3 separate regions of the Mus musculus genome follow, and regions 2 and 3 are each linked to region 1. The links are chromatin contacts, found by Hi-C or POLR2A ChIA-PET in ENCODE. All regions are on one chromosome and are shown on one strand. The core of a region is the stretch at or near the end of the contact, and the rest is flanking DNA. Distances in the headings are between cores, read along the strand shown.

Region 1 (4,909 bases), core at 1,488-3,987:
AGCCAAACAGATAGGTAATGCACTGTGCCTAAGGGTGGGGTGAGGTCAAGAGCGAAGGCAGCTCCTCCCCAACCAGCTTGTGGTAATTTCATTTATCTTTCTTGGACTCAAATACAGAATTAAGGGGTGGGGAGAACCAAGTTGAGGCTCTTGGAGGAGTAAGAATGTGACGGTGGGAACACAGAAAAAGCGAGAAGCTGGGAAGGCAGCTAGCTCATCTGACCAACTAACTCACCTAACAGCTATGTGTGGTTTACACAGAATTGAAGGGAGTGAATGAAGGCACAGACAAGGTTTCTTTGGTTTAATGCTACTATGATTTAAAAAAAAAAATCCCTCAACTATAAACATAGCTGCTATTTGGCATCTGGAAATTCTCAGTTGGCTGGAATGAGTTTCAGGAGAAACTGCCAGCAACCATCCCCTTTCTCTCCCTTCCCGTGGGCAGGGCATTTGTGCAAACAGCAGTAAAAACAAACAACTGGAGTTTATTAGTCACATTCTTCGCTCCTTGCTTCTATTTCCACCGAAATCATTTTTATTTAACTTCTAATGATTTATTTATGCTTATTTCATGTGAATTCGTGTTTTGCCTGCATATATGTCTGTGTGCACTTACACAGACAAAATTATTATTGTTGTTGTTATTATTTAACCAACCCAGTGTTGCAGTGCTCATATTAAACATAATGTACTGTTGTATGCAGTCAGTTTTCTGGTAGTAATGGGGTAAGTGTCCCATTCCTTGATCCACTGAGAACTGGAGCATTAATGAACAATAGGAATTCTTTTACTGAGCTGGGCAGTGATGGTGCACACCTTTAATCCTAGCTCTTAGAAGGCAGAAGCAGGTGGATCTCTGTAAGTTTGAGGACAGCCTGGTCTATGAGTTCCAGGACAGCTAAGGCTACACTGAGTGACATTACCTAGAAAAACTAAACCAATCAACCAACCAACCAAAAACCAAACAACAACACAAAAAGAGTTTTTTTTTTTTTTTTTTTTTCTTGTTCTTTTCTTTTTTTCTTCTGGGTGACTGTATGTAGACTGGTTTTATTGTCCATTCAGCTTTGTTTTGTTCATTGATGGATCCACAGTACTTAGAAGACCTACAGTATTTTGATACATTTTACTGAGTAAGTCAAGGTGTGGACTTCCTTTACTTAACCCAGGGTAATTCTAGTTGTATCAGTTTTAATTTCATGTTTAGATAGAGTAGCTGGGATGATAGAGTAGCTGGGATGATGTTAACTGGGAGTTGGATGATTCTTTTTTTTGGGTAAGGGATATGTTAAAATAAAAAAATAATTATTCTTTTATTTGTTGTTTATTTATTTGGAGACAGAGCATGTAGCCCAGGCTGGCCTCAGACTCTTGATACGTCCTGCCTCAGCCTTCTAGTGCTGGGACGACAAACAATAAGTGCTCATTCTTTCTGTTGTGCTTTGTATTAAAACCAGGAGTTTATTCATGTTAAACACTCTATCACTAAACTATGTCTGACTCCAGGGACCCCCCCCCCCCCGTTTACATTTTGAGACCTATTCTGCTAAAGCTGCCCTGGGAACCCTTAAATTTGGGATTTTCCTGCCTCAGCATTCTGAGTACCTGGGGATATAGATCTGTGCCACACACAGGTCAATTTATATTTAATTTTTATAAAAGTGTCATTTGAGGTAAGGTCTTACTCTTTCAGCTCAGGCTGGCCTGGAACTCACTGCAATTCTCCTGGCTCAGCCTCCCAAGCGCTGAGATTACTAGTGCACGCTACCACATTCAGCTGGCTCCATTCTTGAAGCTGTATACATTCTGGTGCTTCATTTCATTTCGTTTTGGGGACTCTTCTGTCCTCTGATTCCAAATGAGCTTGCACGGGTTACTTGACGTGAAATGAGCTTCGTGGAGTTAGTGTTCCTGAAGCCTATGTCTCTCTGGATAATGGACTCGACTATCTGCCTCCCTATCAAAGCGAACTACTGCCAATTTCCCAGCGTGAGCTTCGACGGCTCCAAAAAATGGTCCTTGTGTTAAAAGTGTTTACAGGTCGTGATGAGCTGAAGAGCGCCCCAGAAAGCTGTTTTTACCCATTTTCAAATCCTTTGAGCGTGCTGTTCAAAACACAGGGAACCCCCCCACTTCTCAACACTGAAGGGCTTTTCCCTTCTTACATTATAGAAGTAACAGGCCATTCAGAGGGGGGTCTTGGACATCGCCTGAGGGATGAGGACAAATCCGAGAGCGCCTTCTGTCAGGAACGTGCTCCGGCCCGGCGGACTCGCAGGTCTCCATCTTGTGGGGCGCTCGGATCCCTCAGGGCGCCCTGAGTCAGGTGTGTGAGGCGGCGCCGCCCAGGCCCCTCGGCGTCCGGCGCCTTGTGGCTGGTTCATGGTTCCTAAGGCAAAGGGCTCAACTCTCTTGAGCAACTCGGAACCGCCAAGGAGGTGAGGGACACAGCCCTGGGCTCCATCCCCGCGTTTTACGATTATTGTTCTCCTGCGGCGCCGCCCTCCCGTGCCTTGGCTCCGCCTGGAGGCGCGTTCAGGAGCAGCTCCGCCGCCTGCATCTTCCTCCCTCGGAGCAAAGGTTCCCGCCCCCTCTGGCACCGCCCCCAGCATCTGCGCATGCGCCTTCGCCGCCCGGTTGGCGCTCCGCTCCCCCTTACCTCAAGCCTTGGGGCGCGCCGCGGGCGGGGCTTCGTGGGGGGCGGGGCCAGCGCGCCTCGGTGGGGGCCCGGCCGGGATTAGTTGGTTTCGGCGAGAAGGAGGAGGAGGAGGTGGGAGTCGCGAGCGCCGAGACAAAGCCGCGTCCCGGAGACGGGCGAGGGGATTGGGCCCCGGACTCGGTGGCGTCCCGGTCCGCTGAGGGGACTCCAGCGCCGCTGCCTCGCAACAGGTCGGCCGCCGGGCGCGCGGCCTCGTTCTCGCTTGGCTTCCCCGGGCCCGCGACCCTCGGGTCACTTCTGCTCGGCCAGGCCGCCGCCAGACCCCCGCTTCCATGCGGTTCGGGTCCAAAATGATGCCGGTAAGCGGGTGGGCGTGCTGGGGCCCGGAAGTGTACAGGGCGGGGGGGCCGGGTCAGCGGAGCCGGTGGAGCTTCGGGCTTCGAGGCTCTGAGGCTCCGTCCCTCTGGGTCCCCGCGACGGTCGCGATGCTGCCCCGCAGGCAGTGCGGCAGCCCGGGCCGCTGCTCCAAACTTTGCTTCTCGGATGAGACCTTTGGGGAAGCTTGTTTTGAAGGTCAAGAGCCGGGGAACCTTGTTCTTAGCCTATTTCTTTGAATTGTTTTGAGGCTTTTTACTGAAGTGAAGCATAGCGCTTGAAAAGGCTTGCCTTTCTTTTTCTTTCTGCCAGTTTTTTTTTTTTTTAACTTGAATTTCGATCTGATGTTGGTGATAGCAGCCATGTCACCCTATCTATCTCTTTGTGGAAACAGGTTTTAGTAAATGCAGCCTTGAAAGTTTTAGTTCAGAGGAAAACTTCAGTGCCCCGCTCCCCCAGCTTTTTTTCTGCAAGACCTCTAAGAAAGATGAGTGAATTCTTTTGGCATCTGACTTGGCCAGCGTCACAGGTGACTTGCAGGTTGAATGGAGGTGTTTCTGAAAAGCCCCCTTAGCAAGCACAAGATCTGACTGGTTATGGTGGCTCCTGCAGCCGTGTATTTATTTCCTCGTGGGTGTTGTATTTGTTCTCCTCTCAAGCAGGATTAATCGCAGTCAACCTAAGTCCTTTTTTAAAAAATAATTTTTATATATTCTTTGAAAGGTCACGTATTTTAGCCATATCCATCCCTAAACCCCTCATCAACTCACGTTCTTATCGCATCACTTGTTTAAGAAAACAAAACGATAAAAACTTAAAACAACTTAATTTTTTTGCTTTTATAAAATCCAAGAAAGAGTGTTAAAATTTGTGTTTCAATGTTCTATTTTGTTTTGGTTTTTTTGTAATTACACGTGCAGAATATACTATACTGTCTCTTTGCCCCTTTGCGTTGTGGAGGGTGTTCCTAAATTTTTCTAGGTTGGACACATATATAATATTTTGGTTATTAGGTTATTAGGTGGCTTGGGATGGTTACAATTGCTAAGAGTCAAGAAATTTGGAATTACTAGCATTTTGTAACTAATGGTTTAGTCTCATTTATTAAGTTAGGGCTGTGATGTGAATATCTTAAAACGCATACCTTGGTTATGATAGACTGTTTTGTTAACTTTTTTATTCCTGTGTTTTTATCTCACTGTTGTGAAAAAACCTTTGCAGCTTGCCATCAGCTTCCCCTGAACAGAGAAAGGAAAAGAATAGGTGGTTTTAATTGCAGGATGATTTCTTCCTGAAAGATCAGTTTAAATCAAGGTATCCTTTGTTTTTTTTTTTTTTTTTTTTTTTGTTTTATGTAGGGGTGTTTTTCTCCAAACCACATAGCAGATGATCAGAATTCTTGTAAAAAGTTATTGAATCTTGGGACTAAAGTCACTTCAGCAAGTCTGGTGGCTTTGACTGCTTTCCTGGTGTCAGAGTAGACTTACTAGGAAAGGTGTAGTGTGCATGCTATTCTAGCTTTGAAATTTGATGCGCTTTGGAATTTTGCACAGCATTAGTGATCCCAGATGTTTAAGAAAAATCTGTCTCTCATCTTCATCATCTGTATCTTGGGGGTGATACAATGCCAATTCTCAGGGTGCTTTGGAAGATTGGAGTCACTGTTTATGAAGGAAGGGGTTAATACGATGCCTGGCTTGGAATAGTTGCTAGAAAACACCCTGAATTAGCAACAGTGATTAAACATGAGATTCTTAGTCTGTGATAGATAAAAATATGATACATTTTCATTTAGCATCCTTGTGTTCTTTTTACAAGAGATTTATTTTATGTATGCCTGTTTACCATGTGTGTGCCTGGTGCCCACAGAGA
Region 2 (4,909 bases), core at 1,460-3,959, 110 kb after region 1:
GATGTGCTGTAACCTGGAATTTTAAGCCAAGTAAATTCTTTCTCCCTTCAGTTGCTTCTGATTAGGGTGTCTCCTAACCACAGAAATGATAAAAAGTAAGTCGTAAAACAGTATGCAAATGTGAGGAATGTGTTCTCTGGTATGTGAATAGTCTCCCCGGCCAGGATGTCATCTGAGGCTCACAATGACTGTTCGTTCATTCATTCATTCATTCATTCATTCTTTAAACAGTCAGTGGTTTGTTGTGGATGTCTCAATGCCTGGGCTAGAGTAAGCACTCCCTAAATGCTGGTGAATGAGTGAATGAGTGAATGAATGAATGAATGAATGGATATTGAGAAGGGATGCTACTCCAGCAAGACACTGAGAGCACATGGCAAATAACACAGAACAGCTCAGCGAGAAAACATGTGACTGCGTGTGTTCATGGTGACAACCCCAGGGCAGGAATGTGCACAGGGCAGAGAGCAGCAGGGTGAGGAACAACTCTCGAAGGAGGAGACTTTGAAAGAATGTAAATGAGCCAGACTTGGGGCAAGAGCATGCCTGGGAGATGAGGAGGGTAAGAGAGAAGAGCGGGGTGTCTCCAGGAAACCGAAGCAGCCGCAGCAGCTGCACCAAGTGTGGTAGACAAGAGAGAAAACAGAGTGGCCTCATTGGTCTTATTTTTATCTTCATTTAATGTTGAGACACAGTCTTACTGTGTAGCTCAGGCTAGCCTAGAACTTACTAAACAGCCAAAGCTACAAAGTGTCTTGAGGGCTTCAATCAAGGGTGTGTACCACCATGCCCGGCTGAGGTGAGGAAGGGAGAGCCAGTGATTCACCCTGGGTACCCAGGTGCTCTGAATCCTGTTCCACAGAGACTTCTCTAGTCTTCCTTGCCACTTATCTTCAAATTTGAGTCAAGTTCTCATGTGGTCCAAGCTGGCCTCAAATGAACTCACTGTATAGCCAAGGCCAGCCTCCATCTTCTTCTGTTGTTATTAGTATTTATTTTGTGTGTGTGCACATTCGTGCCTGTGAGATTCTGCACGTGTGCGCCACAGTGTGCATATGAAGGTCAGAGAAAAATTTTGGGGGAGTTGGTTCTCTTTTTCCAGGTGGGTTCTGCAACAGAACTAAGGTCATTAGAAATGACCACCAAAGCCCTTACTCAATGAGCCATCTTTGTGGCCCCAGGCTTTGAATCTCTCATCCTCCCATCTCCACCTCCTGAGTCCTGGAATGGCAGGCATATATTAGCATGCACCTGATTTTATATGGTGCTTGGGATAGAACCCAGGGCTTCATGCATGCTAAGTAAAGACTACCAACTGAGCTATACCCCCGCTAGTCTCTGGTACTTTCAGACTAGACTCAGTAACAAAAGCAGCCTGGGGGAACCAAGAGGATAGAAGCAGGGTATGAATGTCCATTGTCCTAACAGGAATCTAGAAGTTTAGACTTCCTCTCAGTTCCTGGGAAAAGTCAAGTGAGGGTCCCATGGGCATCCACTGGCGATTGAAACCACAAGGGAACGGGAAGGGCTTAAGGGCAGAGACTCTGAGGGTTAGGACAGGAGTATCTAGGAGTTGAGCAGAGGTTTCCGGGTGAGGACTCTAGGTCAGCAAAATAATGAGTAACAGAATCATTGGAGCCCATCGATTCTTTAAGCTACCCTTCAGTTCTTTAAGTTAAAGAGTCCTCTAACTGCACTTTGAGAGCCAGACAAAACCCACGCTGGATAAATACATGTACTTGCATTTACAAGTGCCACATGTACTTGTGACCACCTTTGTCAGCCAGAGCCAGGCTGTGCCCACCCCTTGCCCCCACCCACCCAGCAGTCCCGAGTCTTCTATCCTACTCTGATATCCCCACCCCCACCCCTACTGCCGAGCAGTGTCTCCACCCTCACTCAGATCACCACTAGAGTCCAGTAAAAGTTTCACCCCAGCGGCCCTGTGTCCCTGCGGCTTTGTGAAGCCGAAGGCAGCCTCCAGGGCGTGTCCACTAATGGGATTTGGGGTCCTGTCCTGCGAAGCGCTCTGCGCGCAGCTTGGGGCAGGTCCACTGGCTGGGCCTCAGTCTGCATAGGGAGTCCCCTTAGCAGCAATCGCGGAGCACTACTAAGCAGGGACTACCGAGCCGGGGAGCCAGGGACTTGCAGCCTCCCGGAACCCCGAGTGCCCTTCCAGGCCCTGCCGGCCCTGCCTGTTCCCCTCGCGCTTCCTACCGTGGGCCGCTTCCATTCGATGCCCCGAGTTTTGCTGGAGTAGGGCCCCAACTCCTTATAGCCCAAGGATGACGGCAGGGCGGGGAAGGAAGGATCCTGGAAGAGCGCCCCGGCCTCCAGGCACTCGTTCCGCAGCGTCTCGTAGTCCTGGTTGAGGTACTTGATGGCTCTCTCATGCGACCCCAGCCCCTCGGCCGCTTCGCGGTCCTTGGCCAGCTTTATCGCGATGCCCGCCATGGTAGCGATCCGGTTGGCGCACTGCACGGAGAAAGGGGTCGCGGAGAGGCGGGGCACGGCACTCGGCTGGGGCGCGGCCGGGCCCGGGGCGCTGCAGCGGACTGCGGGAGCCGCTGCTGCGGGGATGATTCACCGGCGGGAAGCGCCTGGGCCGTGCGCGGGGTGTGGCCTCCGCCTCCCCAGGCCTGCTCGGCGCCGGGCTCCGGACGCGGCTCGCCGGCGACCTGCACAGTGCCAGCCCGACCGTGAGGACTACGGGGCCGATGCTGCCACCTTCGGACGGCTCTCGGGATGGCGCGGCCCGGTGGGGAGGGCGAGCGGGGGGTGTTGGGGGGACGACAATCGCAAGTTGGGGAGCGAAGTTGTCAAACCCCAGCCATTGGGGAGTAAGGCTGGGCGAAACTCAGCAATGACTGTCCAGAAAACATCGGATGAGTCAGGAGCGGATGAGGGAGGGAGCGCGGCGACTAAGCCAGTTGCCACTCATTGGGCTCAGGATCGAAAGAGAGCTCTGCAGGCTCTGGGCACACATGTTACCTACCACCCCCAAATTTGTGAGAAATGGCTACTGGTGTGTCCATCTTACAGATGAGAAACTGAGCTCCAAAGAAGTTCAAAGATGTAACCCCTACAAATTAAAGCAAGACAGGAATTTTAGGGTCCCAGGGCCTCTGCAGTTACTTATTTGTGCATAAGTAGGGCTGTACAATTTGACAAAAACAAAAAACAAAAAAACAAAAAAACAAAACAAAACAATCCATGCTTGTTAAATCTAAATTTCAAGAAAAGGGGCTGGGGGATTGTGTGGTTTTAGCATACGTAGCCCTCAAATATCACCCGAGGCAAACCTGTGTTAGAATAATAATGTGATGCTTATCTAAAACTCAGATTTACCTGGGATGATTTATTGAGTTGCTGCTGGGACACCATTTAGAACAGAGCCCCTGTTGGTGGCCTGTACCACCGCTCTGTCCAATGAAAGTTTTCGCTGCCACTCACACACACAGAACTGGGCGGGCTTGTGCTATGAATGGTTTAAAGCACGGGTTCTCAACTGGAAGCAACCCGCACGCACCAATGTGACCCTAAAGGTTTTTGACCCTAACTGCAGACTTTCCTCATATTGTCACAACTGGGACAAAGGAGGCTCCTGGCCTCTACTGGGTGGAAGCCAGGTGCTACTAAAGGATGGTCGGGCGGAGGGCATCCCTCTACAGAGAGAACAGGAAGAAAAGTGCAGTCTGAAAGATCTCTGTGCCAGGCTGAGAAACCCTGGTTTGAACCTCATCTTGGTTCAGCATTGATGGTTTCTGAGATAGTTTGTAACTCTGTCAGTTGCAGGAAATTGTAGCAACTTGAAATATCAGTGATATGCAAATGACTGTTCCTGGAAGAATCAAAGTGTCTGTCTCCCTGTGGCAAAGCCAGGGCTTGTCTGTTGATACTGCTACCTCACTATTCTCTCCTGGGCATGGCAGGTGTCTGGGATCTTCCCCCACTTCCCTTTTGAATCCTGAGCCCAGAAAAAATCAGGGTGGGGCCAAAGGAAATCAGATGGTGGGAAAAAATGAACAGCTTCCGGAAAAGAGCCATGAAGCTTAGAAACCACCATGCTGCAAACAAATGCTGGCTGTCGAGCATGGTAGCCCATGTCTTTAAATCCCAACACTTAACATGAAGTGCCTGACGGGCCGCGCCCAGAAGGTTCTACCCAGCAGTAAGCTGGATACATACATGCTAAGGGGAGGCAGGGATGGGGGCAGATCTCCATGAATTCCAGGCCAGCCTGGTCTGCACGGAGTGTTCCAGGCTAGCTAGGGCTATACAACAAGACCCTGTCTAAAAAAACAAAAGTACAAACAAACAAAACATGAGGTGTCTGGTTACTCCATCTGTATTTGTCAAATAAAATCTTTTAAAATGTGTTCATTTGTATCAATATGAAGCCATAATTTTAGCTTTAAGAAAGATTCATTCCTATTTAGCCTCGTTTCTGTATTCTTGTCTTTAACCGGGTGTCTACTGTTGCCCAAGGCTGACTCACTGCTTCACTTGCTCAAACTTCACTTGGGATTCTTTCTTTCCTTAATGGTTCCCCAGATCTGCTTCCCCCAGGATGGCCCACACACAAATGAAACAGAGGGCTTCCAGCCCACTGTCACCAGCTTCTGGGAAGGGGCCAACGATAGCCAGAACATTCCTCTACTTGGCTCGTCATTTCCCAGTGTTTCTCTTCCAGATTCTCCCTGACTCTGCTTGTCCCTCCTCTGCCACAGAAAAAAAAAACGGAGCCTCCTCTCCCTTATTTTTCTGTTTGAACCTGAGGTGCTTGCAGAGTCCTGAGAGGGGGCCATCCTGCCCAGGATCACAGGTTGGAAAGGCAATGTCTCCCTACCTCAGTTTGACTCTATTTGATATTCTCTGTCTTTAGGTTTCAACTCCCAGCACTTAGCCT
Region 3 (4,909 bases), core at 1,207-3,706, 83 kb after region 1:
TTTGTTGTTTTGACAAGGTTTCATTGGGTTACCCTCCTGTCTAGGCTCCGAAGGCTGGGATGACAGGCCCACCATACCTGCAGCTTACTTGTAAATGGCTGGGGGAAAAAAACCCAGCCATTTATATGGAGACAGCATGTGCAGTAAAAGTTAGCCAAGTTAAAATACACATTTAAAAAATAATATTTTTAGAAAATCCTAGCCCTTGAGAAACAGAGGCTAGGATTTCAGGTGTGAGCCACCACGCCCCACGAACAATAATTTAAGAGTGTAAAATAGGAAGTTCTGAGTTTGGGTTTTGTTTTTAAAGCTGATCCAGAGAGTAAAAGAACGCCTGCAGCTGCCTCGGTGACCAGCAGAGGGCAGCGCGCGCCAGGCAGCTGCCGCCCTGGAGGCCCCACCCCGGACAGCCACGTGCTAGCAGGGGGCGTACCTCCTCGGCTCCGGTGACAGAGTACGCATGTCCTTTCACCAACTTCTGGTACGTAACGGCCTCAGAATCTGCAGCGCTGGTGATCTGCAAACACAAGGACAGTAGGTGGCAGCTGCTCCATCCCGGATACAAATGGCCCAGAAAGATGCACATGGCACCCGGGCCTAGTCTGGAAAACTCTGCGCATCCATCCTGCCACCTGGAGGAGCAACTTTTAGTTGCTGATCACCAGGGAGCAAGTTGGCGCATGCCCCCCCTCCCCCCAGATGAGTCACCTTCTAGACAAGGGTCTGTGGGAGGCCTAATGACAGACACCCAAGTGGCAACTGTAGCCAAGATGCTGTGATTCTGCAACCCCTACTCCGCCCAACTAAGTTGCACTGACAGCGACTTTTTAACTTCAGAATCCATGTATTGGGTTGCCAACTCCTTAAAGGCCCTCCTTTCCCATCCTTTGGGCACAGCTTGGGGAAACTCCTGGGGCCTGGACCAGCCTCACTTTCCATCTCCCTGGTGAGGTTTGTTTGCCTGCAAAGCTATTTTGAAGAAGCAGATCCTTCTGGTACTCCCTGGCGTCTTCTCCAGGACCCACCAGCACTGGGACAGAGTGAGGAGAGGTTGCAGGGCTGCTCAAACAACCCTGCAGGTGCCGGACAAGGTGTCAAGACCAGCAGAAGGGGGGTGGGGGGCTTTTTGTGACCTGCGGTCTGTGAGTGGAGTGATACAACACAGTTAGAATGGAAAGTGGGATGGGGATGAAGGTCTGGTGGCACTGTTACTGTATCAATGGCGCCCCTAGAGGACTATTGCCTGGTGACCCTGGGCAAGGGATGCACCCATGCCTTAAGGAGCTTCTGGGTGGCGGCGGACTTGAGTGCTTGCGGAGGGTGATGGAGACTTACATCGATAGAGCAGCCAAGCAGAGAACCTTTCTCCAAAGCCTTCTGGATGATCTTGAACAAGTTGGGAGGAGGCTTCCTCAGCTCATACCACTCAGCAATGCCTCCTGTGAAGTCTTCAAAGCCTTCCGTGGTGGCACCCCCTGAGAGTGCTTCATAGCACCCATTGATCCTGAAGGGGGAATTCATGCTGCAACAGGGAGCCTTCATCCCTGAAAATGCCTCCCCACTCCAACTTAGATCCCCACTTGGGAGCTCATGGGGTCCTCTGCTTTTATCTTCCTTGTCTTTGTCTCCAACTCGGGGTGCCCAGGAAGGCAAGGAGCGATCCCTCTAGTTATTTTCCTCTGTGGCTACAACATGCTTTAGAATTTGTACCAAACCAGGAAGGGTTTAGTGATGTTCTGGGATGACTTAATGCTGCTCTGATCCAGCCTCTGGCGTTGACTCTAGCCCTGACACAGAGGTTGGCTGGAGACACTTCAGAAATGAACCCAGTTTCCCAAAAAGCACACAGCAGGTTCCTGTGGTCATGCCCTGAGCTCTATGCCCCAAGTTCTCTTGGTTAAGAACATGAAGCCCCCCTGCCCCAGTGTCTGGCCTGGGGTTGTAGAGATCCTAAACCCACTAGCTCCATCTTAATGCAGTGAGTGCATCAGCACCAGCACCAGCACCAGCACCAGCACCAGCACCAGCACCTGAGGCTCCCGCTGCAGAGGGCTGACATCCGGGGTGGACCCAGCACAACTTTGGGCCAGCTGGGTGATACACAGCTAGGATTAGAACCAAGAAGCCATTCTTACCAGCCACCTGATTTATTCTGGGTGAGTTTCTACAGTTTTTCTACCCCTGCAATGGGTAGCTTTGCCCACTGGCAGAAGCTTTTGGTCTTTTCAGCTAAGAGGCAATGGGGGCCCACCAGAGAAGCAGAGTTCTTTCTCAAGGCCAGAGCAGACAGCCCCAGAATGTCCCAGTTCACTTGCTCAGAAAGAGCAATGACTGTCCTGTACCAGTACATCATGTGAACAGCCACCATACCCATATTACCTCCTTGAATTAAGAGCCAAATTTGGGCCAAAGTCATCCTTTTATAGAACAGAATGTCTATTCAAAACAGTCCCCGAAATAGCTCCCGCTGTTTTGGAGTCCAGGGCAGCAGAGGCAAGATGGGGTGTTGGGGAAGGGCGTGGTTACTTACTTGGCATAGGCTTTCTCCAGAAGGGCACTCCAGAACTCACTCCCTTCAGCTGAATGCACAAAGAGCAGCTCCCCGTCCTTAGTGGGCAGCCTGTCGTCCACCACCACCTCCACCCACTCGCCATATTGCCAGAACTGCAAGGCAAGAGGGACAAGATAGGGTGACACTGGGACTCTGAGCCTTGGCCTCATCCGGTTCTCCCCAGCCCAGCCCCTTGCTGTGGGTTCCTATGATGCTCTTCGGTGTCCTATGTTAAGTGTGCCCCTCACCAAGCAAGAAGCCAGCGGAGCTCATCTGTGTCTCCAAAGCCGCATGCACTTCTTTAAAAAAATATCATCTCTCACTTGCTATCATAAAAAGATTTTTAACCTTTTATCTCAACCCTCAAATAATAAACATAAAAAAAAACCCTAGGGGATTACTTCCTGAACATATTACTTCCTGTACACCATGATCTACCTCCGTGGACCACCTCCATCCCAACTCCACGCCGTTCGGATGGGATCCCACATGATGATCAAGTTGGGAAAATCTTGTCTCTCTCTTCCAGCATCCTTTGCAGAACAGAACTGATCTCCAGAGCTTTCAAACTACCAGAGACTGGGGAGTGTAGGAGCAAGCCAAGCCCAGAGGCATCTGCTGAGCCCCTGAGCCAGGGCAAGGAAGTGCCTCAGCCAAGTATAAAGTTACCTGGAAGTGGAAGATGCCTGCATAGTTTTCCTGGAAGCTCTGATCTGGAGGCACAACCCGAGCCAGGATTTCCTCATTCAAGGTGAGGGAGGCGATGGCAGCCAGCAGCCAGCAGTCCCCTGAGAACACAAAGCCACACAGAGCTCTGGTCAGGTCTTAGTTCCCAGAGGATGTGAAGTCTTGTTCCTGCAGCTGGGTGCTTGGAACCCAACGTTACCCTGGAGTAGATGGAGTGGTGTTTCAGACAGTCCCTCAACTAAGGGACAGGTCACCCGGTCTGATGGATATTTTTATGGACACGCTACAGGAGAAATGCCGTGTTGGGTGGATGGCTGCATACAAGAGAGGTTCGTTCTCTGAGAAACTCAGAACTCTCGTGGCGGCTCAACTGTGTCCTTGGAGCCCAGCTCTGTGCCTGATACACAGGAGCTATGCCCGTCTATGGACGGACTGAACTTGACGGGCAACAGAGGCTTCAATGAAAAGAGGTTTTCTAGCGGAGTTTGAATGAGAGGAAGAAAATACAGCAATAGACGGGGAGGAGCTGAACACAAGGAAGGAGATGCCGGGGCACAGGGGGCGGGGGTGGAATCCAGGGGAAGGGAGGAAGGCAGTGCGATCACAGGAGTGTACAACAAAGGCAGACAGAACAGCCATGAGCTGATCTGCATGAGCTCCAGCTGACTGAGGTTTCCCTGGGGTAGAGGCAGAGCTCACTTCTGGGATGTGGTCAGGGAAGGGACTGGGCGGGGACAGGGACAGGGACAACCAGATGAGGCTCTCTGATCCTCAGGCCAGGTCTTTGTGAAGGAAGATGTATGTCTAAAGCATGCAGTCCCCATTGGTGCCCACAGCAGGAGCTTCGTGTAGGACGCACCATGGTCATCCTGCAGTTACAAATAACCTGGTCCAGCACCGGCTCCAGGCACTTTGCAGACTGGGACTTGTTGAGCACAAAAACAAAAGAACAAAACCCAAAACCAACAATAAAGGGGAACTAGAGAGATGGCTCAGCGGTTAAGAGCACTGACTGTTCTTCCAAAGGTCCAGAGTTCAAATCCCAGCAACCACATGGTGGCTCACAACCATCTGTAATGAGATCTGACACCTTCTTCTGGTGCTGCCTGAAGACAGCTACAGTGTACTTAGATATAATAATAAATAAATCTTTAGGCCAGGGCCAGCCTGAGTGAACTGGGTCGATCAGAGTGAGCAGAGGTCCTGAATTCAAAATTCCCAGCAACCACATGATGGCTCACAGCTACAGTGTACTCATATACATAAAGTAAATAAATAAATCTTTTTTTTTAATGGGGGGGGGGCAAACTGGGAAGAGAATGAAGATGTTTACTACAGCAACAGTTGCCATGGTAACCACATAACCACAGGGACTAGCTTGGTTAATTAGAATACTTGTGCCCTTTATGGAGTTCTGAATTCTGGTGGCTACTGGGCAAATCCTGCTGGAGCCTGAGAGAGGCGATCCCTCTGACAGGACGGCACTCAGATCTTCGGGTTGTGCTGTGTGACAAATGGTGGCAGTGGGTGGTATGTGGATACAGAGACCCCCTAATTAGCAGGTCACCAAAAGAAAGTGAATCTGCTGCTTCTGGAATTGGGTGGGTTGTGGAGCACTGCACACTTTGTAGTTTTCCGCTGCAACCATTTGCTGTTCTCCGCGTGACACCA

The links. A loop is a pair of places that touch in the nucleus more often than their neighbours do. ChIA-PET counts read pairs that join two places held with the same protein, here RNA polymerase II (POLR2A).
Region 2: a loop to region 1 is called in a map of gastrocnemius, with 1.9 times the contacts of the local background. The contact joins the promoter of Capn2 here to the promoter of Trp53bp2 in region 1. A Hi-C loop is called at or near these places in 1 of 37 maps with a recorded cell type or tissue (gastrocnemius). POLR2A ChIA-PET finds 5 or more read pairs at or near these places in 1 of 5 experiments (Patski).
Region 3: a loop to region 1 is called in a map of left cerebral cortex, with 4 times the contacts of the local background. The contact joins the enhancer-like site here to the promoter of Trp53bp2 in region 1. A Hi-C loop is called at or near these places in 1 of 37 maps with a recorded cell type or tissue (left cerebral cortex). POLR2A ChIA-PET finds 5 or more read pairs at or near these places in 1 of 5 experiments (Patski).

What each region holds. Positions count from the first base shown.
Region 1 is chr1:182,406,430-182,411,338 of GRCm38, forward strand. Trp53bp2 (transformation related protein 53 binding protein 2) reads left to right here and starts at 2,738. Exons shown (of 18, transcript NM_173378.2): 1 at 2,738-3,021. The coding sequence starts at 2,995.
Region 2 is chr1:182,514,901-182,519,809 of GRCm38, forward strand. Capn2 (calpain 2) reads right to left here and starts at 2,710. Exons shown (of 21, transcript NM_009794.4): 1 at 2,218-2,710. The coding sequence starts at 2,454.
Region 3 is chr1:182,489,532-182,494,440 of GRCm38, forward strand. It overlaps Capn2 (calpain 2), which reads right to left. Exons shown (of 21, transcript NM_009794.4): 3 at 3,221-3,339; 4 at 2,531-2,664; 5 at 1,336-1,504; 6 at 434-517. It overlaps LOC108167751 (a long non-coding RNA gene), which reads left to right. Exons shown (of 2, transcript XR_003948412.1): 2 at 311-4,909. Among named protein-coding and RNA genes, the nearest start is that of Capn2, 26 kb to the right of the region's middle. Within about 2 kb of position 2,457, at least 1 of the 3 ENCODE cell types and tissues checked has a DNase peak (open chromatin) inside an H3K27ac peak, as active enhancers do; it is left cerebral cortex, where a contact is called at or near this core.